Linked DNA regions of Homo sapiens: region 2 is linked to region 1. A link is a contact called in ENCODE Hi-C or POLR2A ChIA-PET data. All regions are on one chromosome and are shown on one strand. The core of a region is the stretch at or near the end of the contact, and the rest is flanking DNA. Distances in the headings are between cores, read along the strand shown. Region 1 holds the start of MAX (MYC associated factor X). Region 2 holds the start of PCNX1 (pecanex 1).

What was found. A loop is a pair of places that touch in the nucleus more often than their neighbours do. ChIA-PET counts read pairs that join two places held with the same protein, here RNA polymerase II (POLR2A). Pooled maps may share reads with other maps.
Region 2: a map of CD8-positive, alpha-beta T cell shows a loop between it and region 1 (17-fold over the local background). The contact joins the promoter of PCNX1 here to the promoter of MAX in region 1. A Hi-C loop is called at or near these places in 1 of 168 maps with a recorded cell type or tissue (CD8-positive, alpha-beta T cell) and 4 of 50 pooled maps. POLR2A ChIA-PET finds 5 or more read pairs at or near these places in 2 of 52 experiments (both activated T-cell).

What each region holds. Positions count from the first base shown.
Region 1 is chr14:65,099,279-65,104,452 of GRCh38, reverse strand. It overlaps MAX (MYC associated factor X), which reads left to right and starts at 1,936. Exons shown (of 5, transcript NM_002382.5): 1 at 1,936-2,149; 2 at 2,881-2,907. The coding sequence starts at 2,114. RefSeq lists enhancers at 1,522-1,671, 2,365-2,865 and a silencer at 2,002-2,351.
Region 2 is chr14:70,905,029-70,910,202 of GRCh38, reverse strand. It overlaps PCNX1 (pecanex 1), which reads right to left and starts at 2,744. Exons shown (of 36, transcript NM_014982.3): 1 at 2,200-2,744. The coding sequence starts at 2,352. RefSeq lists silencers at 1,592-1,931, 2,092-2,431, 2,652-2,841.

The sequences.
Region 1 (5,174 bases), core at 687-3,186:
TTAATTAACTCACTCAAAAGTGGCCGTCTGTCTCCCCAATAGCCCATCAGCTCTTATCACATAATGGTCTGCTTATATCTGTCTCCCCAACTCAGCAGGAAAGGAACACTATGAGACAAAAGCATGTAGAAAAGGTAAGTTCACTTGCAAAGATGTGCAGACTTAGTAGGACTGGATCACTGAATAAGAAATACAACAGATATTAGACCGCGAGCGGTGGCTCACGCTATAGGCGTGAGCACGTGAGCACTTTGGGAGGCCGAGGCGGGTGTATCACGAGGTCAGGAGTTTCGAGACCAGCCTGGCCAAGTTGGTGAAACCCTGTCTCTACTAAAAATACAAAGATTAGCTGGGCGCGGTGGCGGGCGCCTGCCCCAGCTACTCGGGAGGCTGAGGCAGGAGAATCGCTTGAATCCGGGAGAGGGAGGTTGCAGTGAGCCAAGATTGCGCCACTGCACTCTAGCCTGGGCGACAAAGTAAGACTCCGTCTCAAAAAAAAAAAAAAAAAAAAAGAGAGAGAGAAAGAAATACAATAGATATTAAAGGAAAAAATGTAAAGGAAAAATTACCACATTTACATTTGTCTTTTCAGCATAGATGACATGCTCACGTTGAGGAATGTGTGTCACAAGAATTGTGTGTGACATATCCCCAAATTTCCACATTCAAAAGTCAGGGATAATATGGTATTCATCCGGGAATCAGTAACTCATGGGAAAAGCTCAAGATGTCATTCACTTTGGAGACCAGATGTAAAGGAGTAGTATGGGTACTTTGTCTCAGGGTGGAAAGTGTCTGTTATGGTTTTCTTCCTTCCCATGGGACTTGTTGCACACTCTTACAATGGCGGCAGGACCGGCACGCTTGCTTGCACAGCTGTGAGCTGCATGAAGGCAGGGATGGTTTTGGTCTTATCCGTTATGGCATCCCCTTGTGGCAAGTTAGGTGTTCAATAAATATCGGTGGAATGCATGTGATTACACTTCATGCCACAGTATATAAATATGATTTTAACTGGACAGGGAACTGCAAAAGTTTCCCATATTGATCCTTTTTGCAATCTTAATTATGGTACTCTGAGCTGGGATATTGCCTAAACTGTCTGGGCTACAACAAACTCTGAAGGGGCTTTTACTTCCACGTCCATAGTGGTTGAGGGTTCGCGTTGTGTGAACGCTGGAGCCTCACGTGAGTAGCTGAGTAGCGAGGATGGTCACTCCCAGATAAACGAATACAGGATTCTCGCGGCTGGGAGCGGTCGCCCGGCGAGGTCGGTCATTCTGCCTGTCCGGTAGCACCACGAAACACCTGCCACTGACACCTCCCCACCAGCCCCCGAGGGTTCGCGCAGGCATCCCGAGCCGCGCCCCCTGGTCCGCCGCAGCCAGATTCCCTCCCGGGCGGGTTACGCCCCTAGGCGCAAAACGGAACCACTCCGTATGAAGAAGACAAAGTATAACCAGTCACACCAAAGAGAGGCAGCATTATTTAGACAGCCGGCTACTCCCCCAGAGACTCCACCCAGTCCCCTGGGCCCGGCGTCCAGCGCGCAGACGGTGCCCGGCTCCAGGAGTTCCAGCTCCCTCCACGTGTCCTGTCTTCCCAGCAGCCTCCTCTGCCGCCTCGGGAGGAAAATCTCCTGACAACTCGCGGTCTGCGGACTACGACTCCCAGGAGGCGCCGCGCCGCGGCTCTCCCCGCCCCCCCCCGCCCCCCCCCCCCTCCCCGGGACGCGCAGGCGCCTTGGGCTCCGTCAACAAGCCGGGCTGGCGTCGCCTGGATGCGGTTTCTTCCGGGATTTGTAGTTTTTCTGGAGCTACCCGGGCCGTCTGTTAGAGGGACAAGAACTACAAGTCTCGGCTGCCCCAGCGCTGCGAGCCTGGTCACGTGGCGGGGGCCGACCGGGCGTGCGTGCCGCCGTTGATCCGGTGCTGCAGTGAGGAGGTGGTTCTTGCCCGTGTTGTGTGTGTGTGTGAGTGAGAGAGCGAGTGAGTGAGTGAGTGAGTGTGTGTGTGGGGGGGACTCGGCTTGTTGTTGTCGGTGACTTCCCCCTCCCCTTCACCCCTTCCCCTCCCCGCCGCCGCTGCAGTGGCCGCTCCCTGGGCCGTAGGAAATGAGCGATAACGATGACATCGAGGTGGAGAGCGACGTGAGTCCTGGGGCTTCTTCCTTCCCGTGCGGGTTGTCAGGCGGGGACAGCGGCCGGGGCTCTTAGCGGGGCGACGGCGGGAGGGGGCCGGGCTGCCGCCGCCTCCTTCCCCTTCCCCTCGGGGCCAGGAGTGCCTCCGTCGCGTTCCCGGTTCGCTCCCCTCCGGCTCCTGGCCGGAGCGGCCTCCTGGGACTGGAGGTTGGGGGAAGACACGCGGCTTCTGGGACCCCCACCTCCTCCCTTGCGGGAGGGTGCTGCGGCCTCCCGCTCCCACCTTCCCCGGCTCAGGATCCGGGGGACAAGGATGGGGGGCGCCCGGGATCCCATTGTCCGGATCCAGGGGAAGGGGACGGCGTTCAGGACCTGCCCCTTCGGACTGCGATCCTCTCCTCCCGTGACCCGCGGATCCTGGGGGCCGGGGAAGGGCGGAGAGGGGTTGGGGGTGCCTAGATGCCCGAGCTGGGTCTGCAGGGAGGAGACAGTGCTCGGGACCCCTCTGGCCCAGGTCGGATCCCGGAAGGAGGGGCGGCGCTCGGGACCCCTCTACCCTGCTACCGGATCCCGCCGAGGGTGGAAGGGTGGGGGCAAGGGGTGGGGAGGGAGGAAGGGGTGTCGGGCTGACTCCCCACCCTCCGCTTCCTCTGCCGCCGGCATTTTCTTTCTTATTATTGAATGTTAAGTGTAAAAATAACTTCTATATTTTCTATTTTTTTTTTTCTCTCTTATTCCAGGAAGAGCAACCGAGGTTTCAATCTGCGGTACGTCTCCTACTCTCCATTTCATTTTTATTTCCGTTCAGTTCTATTCCTTTTTGGGGTCAGAGAGAAAAAGAGATCGTACTATTACTTTTAATATTGTAGTAAACTCTAATGTTAACCACTAAGGTGAGGTGGGGCCTGGTTCTGGAGGGTGGGGGGGTTGCAAATCCCATTATTCTAGATTCTCAGGTGATAAGTTCAGTGATTCTAGGTGAGTAAGAGGAGCTGTATGCAAAGAATTGAATTGTTCTGTAGTTTTCAGATAGGGGATCCAGATGCCACTATGTAAGTGGAAATGAGAAATGCAGCATTCTGGTCTGGTAGTATTATTTCAGGGCAAAGTGGTCAGAAGATTTATTTAGGAACAAGTAGGTTTTAAACCATATCTGTATAATTGTGTGAAGCTGAAGCCACATGCGGTAATCGCCTTTAACCAAGTCATGTGACTGCTATAGACCCGTAGAATCTAGCACAACATGGTATTCTAATGCAAAAATTGGAAATGTAGAGGAGCCAAACGTTACATCATCAAAGTGTCACATAAAGTTATTATGGTCTGATTCTCTGTATTTGAAGAAAAGGTATAAAGAAAATTAAAAAATAGCTGAAGAAAAGTGGCATTGCAGAGACAGCTTTGCTGAAAGGTGATGGATGAGACCATAGAGTGTTATCAATAATTTCTTAGGGTTTTGATATTAATGTTCTCAGTAGATGGTTCTGTGGATTTAGATAAGCACTAATTCCATGTCTTTGGAGTCTGAGACAGTAATATGGATGTTTCATGAATAGATTTGAGGGAAAAAAGAATACACACAGAATAAATCAGAATCAGCGAGGGGAAGAGAAATAAGTATATCAGAGTGTCTAATATTTGATAGTTGGGAGCAGTAAGAAATGTATAGAATGGGGGTAAAAAGTTCAAATGCCCATGAGGGCCATAAAGAATAAAGAAGGAAGAGGTGAGGGCTTGGGTACTGGAGAGCAGTGCCTCTTCTAAAAAGTCAGCACTACTGAACTCCAGTGGTTTGTTAGTAGGAGTGAAGGGTCAGTATTGCCAGATCTTCCTATTTTTAATTTTATTTTATTTATTTATTTTTGAGACAGAGTCTCACTCTGTCACCAGGCTGGAGTGCAATGGCGCTATCTCGGCTTACTGCAACCTCCGCCTCCTGGGTTCAAGCGATTCTCTTGCCTCAGCCTCCCGAATAGCTGGGACTACAGGCGCGTGCCACCACACCCAGCTAATTTTTGTATTTTTAGTAGAGACGGGGTTTCACCATGTTGGCCAGGCTGGTCTCGATCTCTTAACCTCGTGATCTGCCAGCCTCGGCCTCCCAAAGTGCTGGGATTACAGGCATGAGCCACCACGCCCAGCCGATCTTCCTATTTTTTAAGAAAGATTAGAAATCTAAAACTTTATGTTATTTTTCTGATTTTTAAAATGATGTGTGGAACAACTGTTTGGGGGCTTGTTAGAATTTGCAGGATGTCACTTTGATACCTCTGGTATAAGAACTTGATAACCACAGGGTAAAGGCAAGCCATCTCAGTTATACCTGCTCTTCATTAGAGCAAGCAAAGATTGTGCAGGTTGTCTAAGCAGATAGGCATTAAGAAAACTTATTTATTGAGAGCTGATATTTCCATAAAATCCGGGGATGTAGTTGTTCCAAAAGTCTTAAAAATTATCCCTGGGTAATAGTCATTAAAGATAATTTGTTTTATTTTATTTATCCTTGAAGTATTCTCATATACTTATGCATATATTTGAAAATTGAATTCCTTTTTCACATTTACTTTTATCCTTCATGTTTGGGGCCTAGTCTGTTGAAAACTTTTTTTTTCCCTGCAAGTCTCCAGTTGTAAAATCTGTGCTAGGGCTTGATCAGAGCTGGAGGGTAAGGATCGTTTAGCCTTCCTTTGCAGAATTATCCTTTGAATTGAAATTATACTGACTTCCCAGTAAGAGAAAGTTGTGTTTTTTTTGTTTGTTTGTTTGTTTGTTTGTTTTTTTGGTGAAATTTTGGCTCGCAGTTCTTGAAAGCTTTCTGCTTTTCAAAATTTTCATCCATATGATCGTTGATATAAATTTGTTATTAAATTATTATAATGTTTCTGCTTTCCTGGAATGCTAATCTCATTGTTTTGTCTAGATGTTTTTAGTTTGCTGTTAAGGTGCCTAGGATTTTTCCTTTTGATTTTGGGGGTAGGCAAAGGAAGTTGGTTTGACACTTTGTTTTTAATTTAACACATCTATTTGTTGATAT
Region 2 (5,174 bases), core at 1,495-3,994, 5.8 Mb before region 1:
AGGAGGAGGAGGAGGAGGAGGAGGAGGAGGAGGAGGAGGAGGAGGAGGGGGAGGAGGGGGAGGGGGAGGAGGAGGAGGGGGAGGAGGAGGAGGGGGAGGAGGAGGGGGAGGAGGAGGAGGAGGAGGAGGAGGAGGAGGGGGAGGAGGAGGAGGAGGAGGAGGAGGAGGAGGGAGGAGTCGTCGTCTAGTTAGGTTTTGAAGATACAGCCCCTATTGCTCATAAGCAATAAGTGGCTGAGAACTCTAAAACCAGCAGTCATGCTAACCGCATGTACTGAACTTTGGAAGTTCATTTCTCAAGGCTCTCCATCTTATTATCCATTTCAGGTAAAGGTCTGAACTGATTAAGAACAGCTCAGCACCTTCTGGTTTGGGAAGAGTGGGACTGCCATTAATTGAGATAAGGAAGTCAGAAGCAATCTCAGAAAGTGTCTAGTACATGGTAGACACTCAAATATGTGAGAATTCAGTTTAACTGAACTCCCAAAATGAAGGAAGTAAACTCAATGTCCTGGTTTCCATTTGCTCTAATATTCTTTCAGTAACATTTGCTAACTACACAAAGAGACTTAACCATGACCACACAGTTTACTACAAGTGTTAAAAAAGAAATCTTACACTGGACCCAGCAACTAATCCTTACCTCTCAAAAATCATTTTCAGTTTTAAATCTACAATTCTTCTGGACATAGAAGAAATTTGCTTTGAAAATTTTGTGACAGCCTGAGGATTCTTAAACCCAAAGTAATTAACCCGTTCATTAATGATGTCATATTCCTGGAAGGTATAGTAGTGCAAATAGAACTCCCTAGGCCAAAATTAATTGAAAATTATAATACTTCACGATAAATTTTCAGAATGCAACAAGACTGAACAAGTCCCCCTAATAAAACAAGCCACAAGCCATCAGCATTTCTTAATGGCTTTTTTTTTTAACCTCAAACAATAAGTCCCTTCAAAACAATTTCAACGAAAAATGTGAATCTGCTTGAGAATGTGCACATCTTCCCTCAAGCAGACACTTTTCCTGCCAATTAGTGAAACTGAACTTCACTTAGGGAAGAATTGGGTGTCCTCACCTTTTGCACTTCTCATAGTGGTCCTCCGGGATTTTCTAACTCAGCACCCTGTCTCTAGCTCCACAAAGAACCTCAAAGTTAGCAGAAATACATTCAAAGGAATTCTCCTAAAATAAAAAGTTCAGATCCTTTCCTCCCCTCTGACTACTTTAAAATTTTATATGAAGCCTTAAGTAACATCTCTGTCCACACGAGTTTCCCTAACGCCCCACCCTAACCTGTGCTTTAGAAACTGCGCTTAACAACTTTCAATGTTGCTTTAAAAACACAGATGATTCAGAGAAGCTGATCGCACCGAATTCAGCAACAGGCAGTACTCTCTCTCCCTACTCCTATCCGCCAAAGGCCTTGAACCAAGCCAAACAAATCTGCTGAAATGCCAGCCAGATTCCCCGTTATCTCCCCGCTCCCTCCCCCCAGGGAGGCCAGGAAGCACCACGGCCACCGGCCACGGGGCCGAACAGAGAAGAACCGCTGCGAAGCACAACAACGGTTTTTTAGAGGCAGGAGGGTTCCGAGCCGGGTTTTCAGCCACCACCCAGGACCCCTGGAGGACGAGCCCGGACGACCCCCACACACACTCGGAGCAGAGCCGCACGGTCCCCCGCGCTCCCGGGGCTCCGCACGCGGATTAGCGGCGAGGCGGCGGGCGGCCTCTCCCGGGAGCCCCGGACGAGGGCCGCGGCGGGGGCGGGCAGTGCCGGATGCCGGGCGCCCGAGGAACCCAGCGTGCCAAGGATGGATGCGGCGTCCCCTAAAGCCGCAGAGCGCTCGGCGCCTGCCACACAGCCCCACGGGCGGGGGGCCCCGGCGGGGACGGCCTAGCCGAGTGGCCGCAGGAGGGAACCCCGAGAAGGGGCCTAGGACGCTGCCGCTTCCCAGTGAGCGGGCGGGGGCGGCCGGCGCGGGTTGCCGTGGGCTCGTTGCTCGTGTCACCTCCGAAACCAGGAAAGCCCCGAAGAGAGGAGTGGGAGCACGCAGTGGGGGCGGGGAGCCTCACACCGAGAGGGTGGCGGCCCCCGGGGGACGAGACCCCGTGGAAGAGGAAGAGGGCGCGACCCCAGCATCTCCCCACCGGCTCGCGGGGAAGGAGCCACCCGCTCCCCGCCCCCACACTCACCATGTAGAGGGTGAAGGGCAGGCCCAGCAGAAAGAGCCACAGGTAGAGGTGCAGCGCGTTCACGAAGGTGGCCTGGTGCGGGTCGTAGTACCAGCCCCCGCTGAGCGCGGCCCACACCCCCTGTCGGAGGATCTGCAGCGTCTGCGACCCCATCCCCACCCGGCGCCGCCGCCGTCGCCGCCGCCGCCGCCGCCGTCCCCGCCCCGGCCCCAGCTCGGCCTCGGTCGCCGGAGCCTGCAGCTGCCCCGTCTATCCACCTCCGGAGCTCCGGGTGAGCGAGCCGGCGCTTCGGCGGTCGCTGGTGCTGCTGCAGGAGGAGGAGGAGGCAGCAAACGAGGAGGAGGAGACCCGAGAGGAGGAGGCGGCGAGCGGCGGGGCGGAGGACGGCGGAGAGGAGGAGACCGGCCTTCTGAGAGCCGCCGCCATCTTGTCTCCTAACACCCGGAGCCGCGGCCCGGCCCCCGCCACCCGCGGCCCGCCAGCGCCCCCACTGCCGCCGCCGCGACCCCCGCCGGCCGCCAGCCCTGGGCCAGGCAGAGAAAGAGGCCCGGCGCCAGGGAGCGACCGAGAGGAAGCCGCGCCCCCTCCAGCTCCTCCTCTCCGCTCCCTCCGCCCCCTGGGCCGGCTACGGTGCGCGCCGCGCCTGGTCCGCCGCGGGCGCCTCCTGCCGACGTCCGGGAGAAGCGCGCGTCAACGCGGCCGGGGTTCAGGGCCCCGGGGGCTGCGGAGGTGGCTGAGACGCGGCTGGCTGGTCCGGAGGACCCCATTCTGCCCCTGGTAGGCCCCCTGGCAAGTTCGCCTACGAGTCTCTAAACGGGGTCTTTCTGACTCCGAAACTAACAGATCTTGACTCCAGAAAAGCGTCCTGCCTGTCATTTATGATATTTGTGAAAGACCTAGGAACAACTGAAGCTAACACCTGAGATACTGAAGGCCTGGAAGAGTTAGGTACGGCTGATGACACTGTTGAAAAGTCATAAACGCACCCAAGTTGAGCAAGAACTGTGTTGGCCCGTGTGTGAGAAAAAATAGCCACGTCCAGACTGGGAGAATTTACTACTTCCAAAGACAAGTTAATAGAAGCGGCACAGGACATGGAAGTATGGAGTGGACAGGTTACCATTTGTACGCGGTGATTGTATTTTTAAATGTGCTGTAACTAGCAGCCATTTTTATTAATGGGCCAATCTAAACAGGGTTGAAAAAGATTAACCGTGACGCCACCCCAAATTACAATAGGGTCTTGTAGATCTCTTTTTATAGCTGTAAAAACGGAATCATTCTTGGCTCTGTGTAATGTTTATAAGGCGTGTCTGATCTCACTGAATAAAATTTTATAGAAAAGTTTGAAATTTGAGTTTATTGAAGTTTGGCTTTTATGGCAATAAAAGTACTGTGTATTCCCAGATTACAGTTGCTATAATTAATGAGGGAAACAAGAGCCAAAGGAAACTGGTGATATTTTAAGAAGAGTAATGAAAAACCGTTACAATACCTCCCAGTGCCATACCACTTTATAGTTGCTCAGACACTATCACACCCATTCCATTCAGACCTCAGGACAACCCTTTGAGGGCAGCATAGCAGCTATTGTTATTTTATGGATGAGAAAACCTGTAAACTCAAGTAAGTGATTGGCCAAATGCTTATGGCCACTTATTGCTCATAAGCAATAAGTGGTTGAGAACTCTAAAACCAGCAGTCATGCTAACTGCATGCACTGAACTTTGGAAGTTCATTTCTCAAGGCTCTCCACCTTATTATCCATTTCAGGTAAAAGTTTGAATTGATTAAGAACAGTTCAGCACCTTCTGGTTATCTGTGACCAGCTTAAATACATGACCAGTTTTCGTCAAAGTGCAAATTCTTAGGGCATCATTCTATAGACACTCTGTGGGGTGGTACCCAGCAATCTGTTTTAACAAGTCCTCCGGAGGATTCTAATGTAGCTTACCACTGTAGAACACCACACCATCCCTAGCCTTGATTTGTTTATGTCCTTATAACCACAAAGCCACTGAGTTCCAGTAAGATACCTTGAAATTGAGAGCTGTGAGTAAACACTGGACAAAATATACTTTAAAATATATTTGTATATCTAAAAGCAAAATTATGATTAAATAATGCAATTTTACAATTAAAATAGTGGCCTTGAAGCTGGTGTCATAGATACCAGCTATTGTCAAGTTTTCATTTGTTTCCCCTAAAGGAGACAGGAAAGCTCTCTGGGAAGGTTTTGGAAGTAATCCCAACCTTTCCAACACAAAGAAAGATGTAAACAAGGATAAAATTCCAATACCACATCAGTTTCCACAACAGCAAAGATCCGCTATGGTTTAATATAAAAGGATTAACTGTAATGAGGGTGAGGTGGATGGGGAGAAATGGAAACTAGAACCAGATACATCCGTGGAATCGGAGGCCAACCCAGCTGGCGTGATAAACGTTCAGCCAGAATGCAGTATCTGGAGGATATGGAACCGGCAGCAGGCCAGGAAGGCAGCCGGCATCAGGCCTGTTAAACAGAGAATGTGGGTGTTGTAAGCCAATGGACAGCTGGAACACATAGCCTTGGAAAATCCAGGAGTGGGCAAAAATTGGGAAATCACGGCAAGCCTTGAGAAAGTGTGTTGCTTATAGCAAGGCCCCAGCTTCAGTGCTGGGGTTTTCTAGGTCTGCCCTTTCGTTTCTACAGGGAATTGATGAAAACAAATAGAACTCAGATCCTTGAGCTACTGAGATACTCACTGGAGGCCCAAGTTTGAGGACCCAGCAGGACAAAACAAATATTCAAAGGCTGGATCTGGGGGGACAGAGTGAGACTTACAAACAAAGCAGGAGCCTAATACCTAGAACTAGGACCAAACTTCACACTGAGCATGGTTGCCTTATGTTGAAGTCCCAGAGTGTTAATATAAAGCTCTAGTTGCCCTCCAAAATGACTGGGATTGATCCCAGAACCTGAGGTGTGAGTC